2 separate regions of the Homo sapiens genome follow, and region 1 is linked to region 2. A link is a loop called in an ENCODE intact Hi-C map of the cell type or tissue named here. Cell type or tissue: IMR-90. All regions are shown on one strand.

Region 1 (4,000 bases), 57 kb after region 2:
GACTAACTATAGCAAGACGTTTTTCTTGTAAAGGAGATACTGCATGGAAAGCTGAAATTTAGAAGAGACTTCACAATGAGTGCTACTCGAAGTGCTGTTCTACAAACCATCACTGGCCCATCATAACAAATAACTTGCACAAGAAGATAAATTAACTACCACACTAAGCACACTATTTCCTTCAGCTGATAATTTTTTTAAAACCAAAATTTCTCGATGAAGACAGCAGTATACTGATACACTTTCTGGCCCAAGCTCCTTATTGAATCACTGACCTGTAACAAACAGTTCACAGACAAGCACTTCTCTGCAGACACATTTTGAGTAGCACTGTTTAGATCACACTCAGAAAACACTCTAAGCCTATCCTCATCTGTATGATGAGAATAGTAATAATTGCTCCGGATGCCTCAAAGAATAGTCTGATGCTCTAATAAGCCATATGGCTTGCAAATAGCAAGCACCTATTAATTATGTATTATTGAGTTACGTATAATTACGTATAACTACTGAGTTATTTGGAGTCATTTAAAATAAAGCAATATATAAAAATAAAACAAGACACTTTTCATTTGCTCAGAATGCTTGTTGTTAAAGTTAACTGAGGTTACAAATGGTTTGTTTTTCCAATGAATTTAACATCCCAAAGTATTCAATATTGAGTTTATTAACAAAAGTGGATGTGTACATAGTCTTATCTCATATTTGAATATACACACTGCATAATGACAGCTATTTTTTATCAGAGCAATGTTTCCCAAACATAGAAGCGCAGAAGTAAAATGTTATTTTCATTTTTCTGTATTCTTGATTTTAGTTTCTAGAATTCATAAACTCAAAACTGTTCACATAAGTTTAGAGTATTTGTTCTTGTTTATCTCTGACAAAGAGGTGTTCTCTAAGAAATTTTATATTTTATAATCTTTCCTCTGAAATATGAGAAAGACATGGAATCTCCTGAGTTATATATGCAGCTTATACATTCTTTGAAAAAATTATTTTTTAAAAATATCACAAAGTATATATCCATAATATATGTTGCTATTCACACAATTCTTTAAGCAATATTCAAGTATATTTGTGCTTTATATTTTTACATTACTTTAGAACCTATTTTTAGCTTTCAATAAAACTATGTATCTCCAAAGATTTCTCAAATATTTAATAAATGAGGCAAAACAATCATGAAAATATAAACTGCTACTATAGATTTTTCATCTTTCATTTTATGCATTTCCTCTCAACCATGTAATTTCCTGTTAAGGAATGTTGATAAATTTTTATCTTTATAATATCAATATTGCTGCTTTCTCAGCCTGGTGCAACAGTCAAGACATCACAAGGTTTCTGAACACGCAGTATTCACTCTGCCATATAAGTTGGAGCAATAAAATCTGATAGGACTGGTATTCATCATTTCCAGTTATTTCAACTGCAGGACCACCTTAAAACACAAATTGAAGAGAAAATATCAGGTTATACAAGACTGATGCTGATATATTCCATATTAAATGCTTTGAAGTCTCTGAAAAAGGGCATGGAGAACTCATAACAAGCAAGTACAATGCACAGTAACTGATGACATATGCCTGCTGGAATCTACGGTTCAGAATCTGTTACCATTTATATCGGGCTCTATCACATGCACCCTTCACACATGTAGCCCCAGCCATCCAGCCAAGCCTGAGCTGCTCGTTTGGTTAATAGGCATGTGGACCGGTAATCAAAGCACTACAATGTTTGAGCAAATGCAGAGTGTGGAGAGAAGCTGAAGTTTATCAGAGTTTTTAAAAAGGAGGATCAAGAAGATTAAATAGTAGGGCAATAGAGGTTGTAAGAATCACTGAGACTTAATCACTGAGATGAGATCACTAGAGAAAATGCTGAGCAATAACGAAGAAACATACATATACAAAGACAATTATTTTTATTCCTCCTCACAACAGTTTCCACTGTTTAAGTATTATTTTTCTCATTTATTAAACATTAGGAGCAGTTATTGTTATTTAGCCACTCCATTGTAAATGTGAAGTTTTTGGACATTCATTAGTTCTGTCTTGCCTCAACCTGATTTTGTCATAATAACTACAAGTCAGATTCTGTCTTCCATAGTTAGAGGATCATAAAAGCAATTTTCTATTATTAGTCCAGTTAATAAAGCCACTTTTTTTAGGATCGTAATTTTTTTAATCATAAAAACTCTTCAGAATCAATTTTATTATTCTAAGGTAAAAATGTTATTTTTATCATTAACGAGCATTGCAGCAAAAGAAATTCAGCTGTTAGAATAGCACTATTATTCTTTCAAAAATTACTTAGTACATTATGTTCAAAACTAATTGAACATTACAAGTTATAATTAATATCTAAAACTAGAGCTCAGAACATATTAACAAAGTATTTTCTGTGCTTAATTAACATAAAACATCTGGAGAAAAAACACTAAAAGTGAACTATGAGTCTAGGAGTATCAATCAAAACTTAAAACATTTGGCTGGGTGCAGTGGCCCATGCCTGTAATCCCAGCACTTTGGGAGGCCAAGGCGAGTAGATCACTTGAGGTCAAGAGTTTGAGACCAGCCTGGCCAACATGGTAAAACCCCATCTCTACTAAAAATACAAAAATTAGCCAGGCCTGGTGGCAGGCATCTGTAATCTCAGCTAGTCTGGAGGCTCAGGCACGAGAATCGCTTGAACTCGGGAGGCGGAGGTTGCAGTGAGCCGAGTTCGCGCCGTTGCCCCTCCAGCCTGGGTGACAGAGTGAGACTCCAACGCAAACAAAAAAAAACCCCAAAACCTTAAACATTCAAATCATATGACAAAATTATAGCAAATACCTTATTCGCTGCTTCCAAGGACTGTATTAGATTCTGCAGCTCCTCTCTACTCATTTCAATAGAATAAGGTTTTACTTCACCATTTTCTTTTACATCTAGATGCAGGCTTAAAAGTGGCATTCGTAATGCAGCAATCTTGTCACTGGAAAGTGCAAGCTGTTTAAAATCAGAAAAATAGCAATTAATAAATAGTAAAAAGAACTATATTGAGTATACATCAGAGGTTAGTTAGCAGTACATTTTTTAAAAGTACTGTTTGCTGTTGAGTATAGAGAAAGGTGAAAGAAATAAATTAAGTCCATGCTAAAGCATATTTGAAGAACAGAAAGAGAAAGGAGAGTGAATAAAGGAGAGGAAATCGGTAGGAAAGTAAGACAACCAGTCAGCAATCTTGTGGCAGAAGCAGGTGTCTAGATCAGAGTCATGCCTGGGAAGTACTGAATGGGTCTAATGTACAAGAAACAGAGAATTCTTAAAGAAGACTGAAGGCACCAAGAAGATGAAAGTTCATGTACAAAGATAAGTGAGACCAAAAATAGTGGTAAACTCTCAGAAATTAAGATGCTTAATTCATGGTCAGCTATCTATCACAATATTGATAAATATGTTATCAAGATACCATCTTCAATTAGAGCCACTCAACAGAAACACTCTGTACATTTACCTCACTTCTTAATTTCTTTCTCTGGAATATATCCTAGGGGAATTGGAAGAACCAAATATTTATAATACTAATACTTCTTGAAATGAGCACTGTAGCTTCCTTGGCAGACAGCATAGGGAAACTCAATTTTTCTAGAATCTGAGCCAGAAAAATCCACAAAAACTGAATCTTTGTTTAGAATGCTGCCACTTGCAAAAAAATTACTTATGCAATGATAAGGGACATCTTCCCTAATGACCTCAAAGGATCTCCCTTGTGGTACATACACTATAGAATCAAATCTTGACATAGCTCCTCTATTCTCTCACCCAAAAACAGGACCCATAATATCTCAGATCTGGAAGTATCAGCTTCAGGTTAACTATCTTATGCATAATTCTCCTCCTCAATATTTCCAATAAATAGTTTTTCACCCTATGCTTGAATACCACCAATGATGATGCATGTGCTACCTTGAGAAGCGGTTACAATCATTTCCAGATACTCATACTTGTTAAAA
Region 2 (4,000 bases):
TGGCTACCTAATTACCTTACTCTTCTTGGCCCAGTTTTTTCTTTGCATACTGAAATTGTTGAGGATTTTGTGGTGTTCATATGGATTCAACTTTGCCAAAGTTCAGTTTTCTTGCTAAAATTGAGTTGCTTATTGAGTAAATTTCATGAAGTAAATCACAATATTCCATTGACATCATCCAACCTTTATATTATTCCCTGTATACAGTATTCATCCTATATGTTACTTCTTCTGCCAGGCAGGCCTGCTCTACCCATCTGGCCAAATCCTCTAAGAAGTTTAACTCCCTTGGGTCAATAGTTTGCTTAGACTGCTATTAGACCATGAGATCCTGAAAAGTAAGGCCACACCTAACCCACTGCATATCCTTCATGCCTAGGATAGTGTTTGATGCATAGCAGGCACTACAAGTAGGTGTATTGCAACGTCAAGTATATTTTCCATTGATTTGCTTGCCAGTTTAGAGAATTAGGTATGTTTGATGCCATCCCTAAGAACTAGGTATTGTTCTGTGCTTCATCAGGGATCCTGATGGATATCTAGAAAGATAAGAGACTGAATCCAGAGAAGTTGTCTGTGGCAGAGAAGAGTCAGCAAAGACCTCATGTTAGAGTGCTCAGGAGGGGAAAGTAAGCACGCCAGCATCACTGATGGGTGACTCTAAAGCTAACATGGAAGCTGTGTTCTGTCAGCCCTGTTTTTACTGCCTACTTGAAAATGGGCCACCCAGGATCACAAACTAATGACAGGCATAATGAAGTCAAAAGCTATAGGCAAATCCAGACTTCAATTGGGACAAGAGCAAAGGTTCCTATTCAGGCTTTGATCTATAAATAGTATTTCTCTCCACAGAGTCTCTAGATACTGGTTTACAACTCCCTCCTTAACAAATACCCATTGTAATTATTCTATGTTTCTAACTAAAAGCAAAACCATGTGCAGTCTAGCTCAGAAGAGGATAGTCATTCATTTGTGAAGTGTGAGGCACGAGAACCTGACTGAATGAAAGGCCACCCCAGCCCCATATAAAGGTTAGCAAAGGATATTTAGATATGCTACTAAAATCCATGCCTAGATAAGTCAGACAAGAAGACAGCTTTAAATTTGGACTGTATTGCCTTGTCTCCTTAAAGGATTTTTAAAAACTAAATTGTACTTATTTTGATTCCATCTATCTTTATGAAAAAGTTCGCCTTTCACACCATCTTCCTGAATGGATTTTGCTGAGGCATTTTTCATCACATTAAAAAAAAAAAGTCCATGGGAGAAATTTCTCTCAGGCTTGGCATCAGCACTTCCCCTTCTTCCAAGCCAATTGGTTTGTTTTTATCTCATGGGCATGGTGAATTCTTTAACTTATCTGATTTTTGTGTTACTTGATAGAAAAGCAATTTTTTTGTCTCTGAGAAGAGGCAGGTCCGGGTGGTGCTGGCAGTTCATTTCCTCCTCCCTGGAAGTGAGCAGACTCAGCAGATCTGAGTTAAGTAGACAGACATAGAAGCTGGTCTCAGCTGCTGAGTTCCTAAGGCTACCCCCTGCAATCCTATAAAAATGTGAAATGTACAGCATTGCAAGGCAAGGTTCAGTGCACCCAGGCTACCTGATGAGCCTAAACCATGGGATAATGAGAATTTGGGAAACAACTGGTGATCCACTACCTCCCTGTATTAGTTTGTTCTCACACTGCTATAAAGAACTACCTGAGAGTAGGTAATTTATGAAGAAAAGAGGTTTAATTGACTCACAGTTCCACAGGCTATACAAAGGCTTGGAGGCCTCAGGAAACTTACAATCATGGCAGAAGGTGAAGGGGTAGCAAGCATGTCTTACCATGGTGCAGCAGAAGAAAGCGAGAGAGAGCAAAGGGGGAAGTGCCACACACACATTTTTAAACCATCAGATCACATTCGAACTCATTCGCTAACACGAGAACAGCAAGGGGAAAATCCACACCCATAATCCAATCACCTCTCACCAGGCCCCTCCTCCCACACGTGGTGATTACAATTCGAGATGAGATTTGGGTGGAGACACAGAGCCAAACCATATCACTCCCTGCTCATAAAATTCTTTCTTAATAAACCCCATTCTAGATCTTCTGGAGGTGTGTATTTGAAATCTCATTGCCCACATGTAGAAAATACATAGGATGCCAAGATTTCCTTCTTTGTAATTTAATTTTTTGACTGTTAATTTACTCACATGATTCAAAACTCAAAATACATTAAAAGTTTAGAGTGAAAATTTCCCTTTCATCCTTATCATCCATCTTCCTAGTCCCCCCAAAAGAAATTGTTATTACCTTGTTATCTGTCCCTCCAGAGTTTTTTCATACACCTACAAGTATATGCAAATATGTTTCTGTTTTTCCCAGATTTTTCCCTCATATATTAGCATGTTGCAACATTATTGTTCTGAACTTTGATTTTTTTAATTGAAAGTGGATTTTTGAGATTTTTAATATTATATATAAGAAATTCCTTGTTCTTCTTTATGGCTTTATAATAGTGCATTAATGTGCTATAATTTATAATTTAGTTAACCACTCTTCTGTCGGAGGATGTATTAGTCTGTTTTCACGCTGCTGATACACACCCGAGACTGGGCAATTTACAAAAGAAAGATGTTTAACTGGACTTACAGTTCCACCTGGCCAGGAAAGCCTCACAACCATGGCAGAAGGCAAGGAGGAGCAAGTCATATCTTACATGGATGGCAGCAGGTGAAGAGAGAGAGAATGAGAGCCAAGGGAAATGAGTTTCCCCTTATCAAACCATCAGATCTCGTGAGACTTACTCACTATCAGGAGAACAGTATGGGGGAAACTACCCCCATTATTCAATTATCTCCCACCAGGTCCCTCCCACAACATGAAGCAATTATGGGAGTACAAATCAAGATGAGATTTGGGTGGGAACACAGAGCCAAACCATATCAGGGGACATTTATTTGTTTCAAATATTTTGCTATTACAACAGTATTTTAATGAATAATCCTGTATGCACATTCTTCACAATTGTGCAATTCACACAAATTTCTAGAAGGAAATTTCTAGAAATTTCTTTAATGATTAATTTCTAGAAATTTTTATAGTTATATTCTCTAGACAGATCTACAGTTTATTTAAGATTTACAATAGTTCATGGCATGAAAGAGTGGTCCAAACTACTTTTTCCAGTAATTCCTAAGCAATGATTTCTTAAAATAGGAGTTGCTTGGTGAAAGGGTATATACATTAATACTTTCGATAGCTGAAGCAAACTGCATTCCATTTGGGTTATAACAAATTATATCCTCATCAGCAACATGAGAGTAGCTGCATCCCCACGTGCTCAGCAAAATATGTTATCACTTTGTGGATTTTTTCCAAGTTATAAGGCAAAAAGGAGTATCTTGATACAGTTTTAATTTTAATTTGAGTTTCTCTGATTATAATTGAGTTTAGGCATTTTTATTTTTCAATGAACTCTCTGTTCATATCCTTTTACTATATTCTCATTAAGGTTTTTGTCTTTGTCTTTTTTGTTGTTTGTAGAAGTTTTTTATATATTAAGAACATTAACCCTTGTCTTAAATATGAACTGCAATTATTTTTTGTCTCTTATTTACTTTTGATTCTGTTTATAGATTTTTGTTGCCACACTTTTTTAATGTAGCTGAATGTGTTAATTTTTTATGACTTATGAATTATTTGTTAGAGTTAGAAAGGCCTCATCCATGCCAGTAGTATAAAATAATTCTCCCATGTTTTCTTGCAGTATAAGCATGGTCATATTTTCTAGATAGATCTACAATTTATTTGAGATTTACAATAGTTTATGACATGAAATAGGGGTCCAAACTGCTGTTTCAAGTAATTTCTCAGCCAGCATGATTTCTTAAGCTATCTTTTCCCCAATAATTTGAGGCACCACTTTTATCATATTCTAAATTTTCCTATGTATTTGGCACTAGTTCTGAATTTTTTATTGTTACCCATTGATCTTTCTTTCAGTTCCAG

What was found. Hi-C counts contacts between places; a loop is a spot of excess contacts. Peaks named below come from ENCODE experiments on the same cell type or tissue, not always from the same donor. Only the 100,000 strongest peaks of a DNase experiment are listed, where the experiment ranks them.
Region 1: it touches region 2 in a loop (2.8-fold over the local background); 1 of 110 quality-filtered maps calls a loop at or near these places.

What each region holds. Positions count from the first base shown.
Region 1 is chr4:47,450,222-47,454,221 of GRCh38, forward strand. It overlaps COMMD8 (COMM domain containing 8), which reads right to left. Exons shown (of 5, transcript NM_017845.5): 4 at 2,838-2,993; 5 at 566-1,444. The coding sequence ends at 1,424. Among named protein-coding and RNA genes, the nearest start is that of COMMD8, 11 kb to the right of the region's middle. In IMR-90, no CTCF peak of the experiment used is centred here; a DNase peak (open chromatin) is centred at 1,610.
Region 2 is chr4:47,393,488-47,397,487 of GRCh38, forward strand. All of the region lies in intron 5 of GABRB1 (gamma-aminobutyric acid type A receptor subunit beta1), which reads left to right. Among named protein-coding and RNA genes, the nearest start is that of COMMD8, 68 kb to the right of the region's middle. In IMR-90, no CTCF peak of the experiment used is centred here; no DNase peak of the experiment used is centred here.